Regions from separate parts of the Homo sapiens genome. Here region 1 is linked to region 2. Evidence: read pairs that join two places in POLR2A ChIA-PET (ENCODE). Cell type or tissue: PC-3. All regions are shown on one strand. Each heading gives the region's core, and the rest is flanking DNA. Links, peaks and the distances in the headings are about the cores only.

What was found. ChIA-PET counts read pairs that join two places held together with the same protein. Peaks named below come from ENCODE experiments on the same cell type or tissue, not always from the same donor. Only the 100,000 strongest peaks of a DNase experiment are listed, where the experiment ranks them.
Region 1: POLR2A ChIA-PET joins it to region 2 with 7 read pairs; 5 of 35 experiments call an interaction of 5 or more read pairs at or near these places.

The regions. Positions count from the first base shown.
Region 1 is chr7:27,165,674-27,169,537 of GRCh38, forward strand. The region is part of intron 1 of HOXA10-HOXA9 (HOXA10-HOXA9 readthrough); the gene reads right to left. It overlaps HOXA10-AS (HOXA10 antisense RNA), which reads left to right and starts at 3,226. Exons shown (of 3, transcript NR_046609.1): 1 at 3,226-3,320; 2 at 3,634-3,864. MIR196B (microRNA 196b) reads right to left here; the gene lies at 3,807-3,864. RefSeq lists enhancers at 1-154, 1,003-1,721, 2,911-3,501, 3,502-3,864. In PC-3, for the core only: a CTCF peak has its summit at 2,926; DNase peaks (open chromatin) are centred at 1,598, 2,498 and 2,898; H3K4me3 peaks cover 2,500 bases; H3K27ac peaks cover 2,500 bases.
Region 2 is chr7:26,831,211-26,835,074 of GRCh38, forward strand. All of the region lies in intron 4 of SKAP2 (src kinase associated phosphoprotein 2), which reads right to left. All of the region lies in intron 2 of LOC124901606 (a long non-coding RNA gene), which reads left to right. Among named protein-coding and RNA genes, the nearest start is that of SKAP2, 31 kb to the right of the region's middle. In PC-3, for the core only: no CTCF peak of the experiment used is centred there; no DNase peak of the experiment used is centred there.

The DNA.
Region 1 (3,864 bases), core at 626-3,125, 330 kb after region 2:
TCATAATTTTTATAGCAAAAGCCATATGTTTTTATGTAAAGGGATCGTGCCGCTCTACGATGGGGTTTGTTTTAATTGTGGCCAACGACGATTAAAAGATCAAATCTAGCCTTGTCTCTGTACTCTCCCGTCTCCCCCCCCATACACACACTTCTTAAGCGGACTATTTTATATCACAATTAATCACGCCATCAAGAAGGCGCGGGTCCCGCGTGCGAGTGCGGCCAGCGGAGCCCCTCACATAAAATTAGACAATAATTGAAGCCATAAAAAAGCAGCCAAATCGCATTGTCGCTCTACTGTATTTAAATCTATATTTATGATATTTCATAAGGAGTTATTGTTTCAGAAGCCACACAGGCTGGCGGGAAGTCGGAAACGACCAACAGATTCGTTTGCCTCGCCGTGGCTCCCAGCTGTAAAAATTTACGAGGACTTGGAAAGGTTAGACTGTTGTGTTTGGTTGGCGAGCTCCCTGTAAATAATCCCTGCGGTCCCCGGGAGAGGCGAGTTTACCCGCGGCCGCCCTCGAAAAGTCAAATTCAACGCAGGATCCGTCCCAAACGGAGCCGCCGCCGGCCCTACCAGGGCACTCCAGGCAGGGACCGGCCGCTCAGGGAGTACCGCGGGTGTAGGTCCCCACAGCTACCCGCCTGGAGCGAGGGGCGCCCGGGCAACCCTTAAATTCGCCTTTGCTACGAGGACCCCACGGAGGAGCTGGCCAGGAGGGAGCGGCCAGCCGCCACCAGGGCGAAGGTTTTGAGGGCCTGGTTGGTTGTGCGGCGCGCTCGGTCCCCGGCCCTCGACCCCACGCACACGCGCGCCCAGCCCGCCTTTCTCATCAGCTGGCAATCAGGATTCCCAGGCGCAGGCGGCTGGCGACCCAGCCCTGTGCTCCAGCCTCAGAGGCTCTAACCATGAGCGCTGCAAGCCTGGTTGCGCTCCGTGAATCCCAGCTGGGGAAAAAACTACAAGTGGCATGAATGGAAGGCAAGTTCGGTTTGGGAAAAGGCAGCCTCGCCTAAGAGACCCCGCAGCTCCGGAACCTGGGAGGCCCGCACCGATGTGGCCTGTCCCGGGGCCGCGTGAGCCTTTCAGGGCTCCTTCCTCCCTTTCCAGCTGCTACTCCGGGCCTCGCCTTGGTTACCTACGGGGCCCGGAGACTCGGCGGAGAGGTACAAGGCCCAAAGAGAGGCAGCCACAGCTCAAGGCCAGGGCTGGAAATTAGAACGGGGAGGGGTAAAAGGGCATCGACTCCAGTCCCATTCCTGGGCCTGGCCACGTTGGGGAAGTTTATTTCTCACCCGTTGGGGGTAAATTAAAAGGTCGCCGCCACTCCGTTAATTGGAAGGAAACTCCCCCTGCCCCCAATTCCTAACAGAAAGCAGCGACTCCTAGAACAGGGGTAATCAAATTCACGTGTGGATACTGTGCCTGCAACAGTGTGTTTTTCATTAGCCCACTTCCCTGGCGGCGAGGCTGGCGGCCTCGGGCGCTTCCATCTCTCTCTCTCTCTTTTGCCTTCATCCTCACCAGCAGTTCCAGTAATCCCCCCCTCAAACACCCTGACACACTTCCGGCTGGGACTCCCAAATACCAGCGAGGCTGCCAAGCCGCGCGGATACCGACTGGGTGCCCCTTCCTGCACCCGCGCCTGGAAGAGGGAAGTGGCCGACACAATGAACTCCGAAATGGCCCCGTCCTGTCCGCCTCATCTCCCTCCCCCTAATATTTTCCTTGCCCCATAAATTCCTCTAGGTCATGCCCACCCCCACCACAGTCCACCGTGTCCTAAATACCCCGCAGTCCGCCAGGCCTCTGAGATTTTCATTTAAAAAATTAACCCTGGAGGAAACCCTGGCTCCCAATTTTAAGTGTCTGCAAATGGGCTGGGCATGTCTGGATGCCTTTTCCACGTTTTATGCCTGAGAAGACACTGATTATTTCAGTATTTTTTAAGTAAAAAAGCTGTTCCTTTAAACAGCCTTAGCCCCAAAATAAGAGAGTTACTGAACAATTAGCAGGCGTTGAGTGTTAAGCAGATGTTACTGGTGCCTAGAAAGCGGAGAAAAATCAGAAAACCAAATATTGTCTTCCTTCAGCCCAAAGGTTTGGAGCCAGAATAGTCTGACTTTTTTGTCTGCTTTTATTTTCGAAGTGAAAGAGATTGCGTATGCATAAAGAAATAATAAATGAGTATAATTTAAAGCGGCCCCTTCTCGACTGAGATTTCTGAAACTGTGATCTCTGAAATAAATCCAATGCCCTGGTCCAGAAAATGGCAGGGAGGAGTTGAAGGGAATGGGGTGTGTGGTCCTTTCAGACAGCAGGTCGGTGGCTGTGCAACGAAAGAGTTCCTGGGCCTCCAGTCCAGGCAGGGAAAGGAAACAGCTTTGTGGGCACGAATCTGTAACTGTGTGTGTTGGGAGTAGGGAGAGATAGTTTGTTTTCTGTTTTCTGTAGGGAAAATGGTCAGACTGGCTCCCATCTGTAGACTACAATTTGGAACGATGACTCAAGTTTATATCAATGGCTCTGGAATTTGGGATTCTTTTTGCCCATTTAAAACATACTGGCTCTTGGAAGGGTCCCCTTCTCCAGCACCCAGCTGCACAAAGGTGCTGTATGGAACATATTTTGTACCTAATGGAAGCCACTAGTAAGCAAGCAGTCAAGCTTTGCCCTAGCCAGTCTCCCTCAATGCGGTCAAACCCCAAGCTGTGACCGGCAGGCCGGGAAGAGCCAGCTAAGAGCTTCCCAGCGAATGGCCAGGCTCCAGCGAGGCTGGTTGGGCCTCAGCTCCAGTCCCCAGTGAGGCTGGCGAAGGCCTCCCTGCCCTCGATATGGGCACACAAAGCTGCAGCGAATGTCCCCTAATCAGATCTCCTAGTCAGCCGTTAGCGACAGGCGAAGAAACGCAAGGCTGCCGCCATCCGGTCGTGATCATAACCGAGGCCTTGTCTGCAGAGTAACACACCAGGCCCAAACCCACCGCCCTCGGCAGCCGCCCCACGCGGGCCCTTCCTCGGCAGACTTCCCAACCTCTACTTGAGCCGCAGAGGAAAGTGAGACCCCCTAGGCTCTCCTGAAGCCAGCTCTGGGCCCCTCCCCAAGGATGCTTTGGGAAGGAGATAAGGAGGTGAGATAGAATCTGGCAGAGACGGAAGATGAAAAAAAGACCAACGGAAGAAAAGAAAGCAGGAAGGAGCAAAGGAAAGAAGAAAAAAAGAAAGAAGAGATAAAAGAGGAAGGGAAGACAGGGAAAAGAAGGAAGAAAAGAGAGGCGACTCCTAGCAGCGGCCGAGCTTACAGAGAGAAGGGTAAGTGACAAGGCCAGGATCCCAGCCTGCCCTATCCTTCCTAGTCCAGCCTGAGTCTCCACTGGAAGGAGGTTCTTTCCTGAGCTCACACCCGGGACTGGTGTGTGTGTGTGTGTGTGTGTGTGTGTGTGTGTGTGTGTTCCAGCCTTACAAGAGAATGGCAGGAGGTCCCTGGGCAGGCGCAGGCCTCCAGTGGGAGGCTCAGGATGGAAGCGGGCGCCCCTGACCTTGAATGGCCCAAAGCCCAGAATTCCTACCACGCCCCCGGCGTCCGCGAAGGAGCAGCCAACCTAACCCTACCTGCTGTGACCAGGTGGAGGTGTGTGGTGGAAGGGGAAAGCCGGCCGGCTGGCAAAGCGCTGCGGAGAAAGACACGAGGCTCCTGAGCAGGGAAAGCCGAGGTTGCCACCGCAGGCCTGGCACGACCAGGGCCGTGATGCCCCGCCCGGCCCGACCCCCGCGCGCAGAGGTACCTGGAGACGATTTCAACTGAAGTAATGAAGGCAGTGTCGTGCTGTCGAGAGAAAGGTGGATCCCAACAACA
Region 2 (3,864 bases), core at 485-2,984:
GTATAAAATTTTTCCAGGTATAAAATTTCTTTATTCTTACATGCTCATTACTCAAAAGAAAGAAGCCAAGGCACAAAGAAGTACAAGGGTTCAAGAAAAAGGCATGATATATTTGCTATAGCAAATTTAACCACTAACAGTTTTCAACACAGAATACCCTGTTGAAAAAATGATTGTGTATATGGAATCCCTAAAACTTCCAACTGCAAATCCTACAAAATTCATCTTAGCCAGTAAAACATATGAGCTATATAGTATAGAAGTTAGACAACACTCACAAACAGTTGTGTCTAACACAAAAAGGAAAATTTATTTAAGATAATCCCTAAAATTGACTGGATAACAATAGTAACTCACATTTAATATGTCTTTACTATGGGTCAGGAAGTATTCTAAACTTTTTATATACCTTATCCTACTCAATCCTAAGAATAACCATAGGTTATAGATACTATTATTATCCTTAATTTGACAGATGAGAAGACTCTGAAAAGTTAAGAAATTTGCTGGAGGTCACAGAGACAGGCAATGAAGTATTTGAACCCAGGCAGTATGTTCTTAACTACTATGTTTCATTTTTAGAGTGACTAAGGTATGTCCTATCCCATACCTTAGTCACTCTAAAATAAATACCTGAAGCCAGAGCCAAAACTTTTCACATGCCACCCTTGTCAATCCTCATCTCCCATTCTCCAACCTTTCTCAGTCATGTTAGTCTTTCCACAGTTCATCAAACTATGGTCATTTCCAGCTCCGTTTCCCCTTGTCCCTCATTCCCTTAACTTATGTAGAAAGTATTCTTCCTTCCATTCTCTACTAATTAAATTTCTATCCACCCTTACTAAATTCTAGTTCAAACTCCAACTTCTTCCATAAAACATCTAACCACTGACACCAGTTGGCAATAGCTTCTTCCTTCTTTAACCTCTTAGAGTATTTATGGTCAATGCCACACATTTCTGCAACTGAATAAAGTTGGTAAGGTTTCCAACTATTAGATATGCATACCTTTTACCCAAAACAACACTGTAGTCCTTTTACAGGAAAGAACAGTTCCTTTCTATTGCTTATAGCATCTTGGTTCTTCTAGAAATCTAGTATTCACTCTAAGTGACTATATCTAAGGCTTGACTGACATACTTATTTGGACTACCTTTGACTGGTAGCCAGGGAGCTACTTCTTCCAATGATTCTAATAGACTAGTTATGAAAAAGTTTTAGGATACAGCAGCCTCTTGGTGTCATTAAAAAGGAAGCATAGACTAAGCATCAACCTTTCCTCCTAAAGTTTCCTTGAAATTCCTTTTGTTTGTTTTTAAAGAATAAAGCCTTGAGCCAGGCATGCTGGTGCATGCCTGTAGTCTCAGCTGAGGCAGGAGGATCACTTGAGCCTAGGAGTTCAAGGCCAGCCTGAGCAACACAGCAAGACCCCATCTCTAAAAAAGAAAAAAAGAAGAAAGCTTTAATAAAACTGGTAATCAAGAAAAGGTAAAGAAAGTGGACCAAAATTTTTGAGTAATTCCTTGCAACTGGAAAGCAGATGAGACTGGAGTAATGAAGACACAGCAGAGGACACCTAAGCCCAGGAGGATACCAAGGAGAATAAGTGCTAGTTTTCACAAAGAGAAGACTCAGAGATGCTACAAGCAAAGATACAGGATGATGAAGAACTCATTAAAGAACTGTAATCAAAGCAGCTAGAACCCTTGGGTCCATCCTCAAAAGCAGCTGGCAGTAAAGGCTTGTGTATTCGGGCTAAATCCCAAACTCCACTCTCTCATTCTCTAAGCAAGCGAACTAGCTCCCAAAGAAGCCTTCTCCATGAGCATTGCAACCAAGAGAGAAGCTGAGCAGTGTGTCAGATAACTCTAGACTCCCTACCACCCCAGCACCAAAAAAGTATGCAGAGGGTCAAAAATCTGTAACTAGGAATTAAAAGACACAAACTGTGAGGCGGGCGGATCACAAGGTCAGGGGATCGAGACCATCCTGGCTAACACGGTGAAACCCATCTCTACTAAAAACACAAAAAAAAATTAGCCAGGAGTGGTGGCAGGCACCTGTAGTCCCAGCTACTCAGGAGGCTGAGGCAGGAGAATGGAGTGAACCCAGGAGGCAGAGCTTGCAGTGAGCTGAGATCGCGCCACTGCACCCCAGCCTGGGTGACAAAGAGCAAGACTCCGTCTCAAAAAAAAAAAAAAAAGACACAGACTGGCAGATTGGATAAAGAGTCAACACCCATAGGTGTGCTGTATTCAGGAGACCCATCTGACGTGCAAAGACATACAAAGGGTCAAAATAAAGGGATGGAGGAATATTTACCAAGCAAATGGAAAGCAATAAAAAGCAGGGGTTGCAATCCTAGTCTCTGATAAAACAGACATTAAAACAACAAAGATCAAAAGAGACAAAGAAGGGCATTACATAATGGTAAAGACATCAATGCAACAAGAAGAGCTAACTATCCTAAATATATATGCACCCAATACAGGAGCACCCAGATTCATAAAGCAGGTTCTCAGAGACCCACAAAGAGACTTAGACTCCCACACAATGATACCGGTCAATATTAGATCAACGAGACAGAAAATTAACAAGGATATTCAGGACTTGAGCTCAGCACTGGACCAAGCAGACCTAACAGACATCTACAGAACTCTCCACCCCAAATCAACAGAATATACATTCTTCTCAGCACCACATTGCACTTATTCTAAAATTGACCACATAATTGGAAGTAAAACACTCCTCAGCAAATGCAAAAGAACAGAAATCATAACAGTATCTCAGACCACAGTGCAAGTAAATTAGAACTCAGGATTAAGAAACTCACTCAACACCGCACAACTACATGGAAACTGAACAACCTGCTCCTGAATCACTACTGGGTAAATAACGAAATTAAGGCAGAAATAAATAAGTTCTTTGAAACCAATGAGAACAAAGACACAATGTACCAGAATCTCTGGGACACAGCTAAAGCAGTGTTTAGAGGAAATTTATAGCACTAAATCACCATAAGAGAAAGCAGAAAAGATCTAAAATTGACAACCTAACATCACATCTAAAAGAACTAGAGAAGCAAGAGCAAACAAATTCAAAAGCTAGCAGAAGACAAGAAATAACTAAGATCAGAGCAGAACTGAAGGAGATAGAGACACAAAAAAACCCTTCAAAAAATCAATGAATTCAGGAGCTGGTGTTTTGAAAAGATCAAGAAAATAGATAGACCACTAACCAGACTAATAAAGAAGAAAAGAGAGAAGAATCAAATAGACTCAATAAAAAATGATGAAGGGGATATCACAACTGATCCCACAGAAATACAAACTACCATCAGAAAATACTATAAACACCTCTATGCAAATAAACTAGAAAATCTAAAAGAAATGGATGAATTCCTGGACGCATACACCCTCCCAAGGCTAAACCAGGAAGAAGTCAAATCTCTGAATAGACCCATAACAAGTTCTGAAATTGAGGCAGTAATTAACAGCCTACCAACCAAAAAAGGCCCAGGACCAGACGGATTCACAGCCGAATTCTACCAGAGGTACAAAGAGGATCTGGTACCATTCCTTCTGAAACTATTCCAAACAACAGAAAAAGAGGGACTCCTCCCTAACACATTTTATGAGGCCAGCATCATCCTGATACCAAAACCTGGCAGGGACACAACAAAAAAAGAAAATTTCAGGCCAATATCCCTGATGAACATTGATGTAAAAATCCTCAATGAAATACTGGCAAACAAAATCCAGCAGCACATCAAAAAGCTTATCCACCACAATCAAGTTGGCTTCGTCCCTAGGATGCAAGGCTGGTTTGACATATGCAAATCAATAAACATAATCCATCACATAA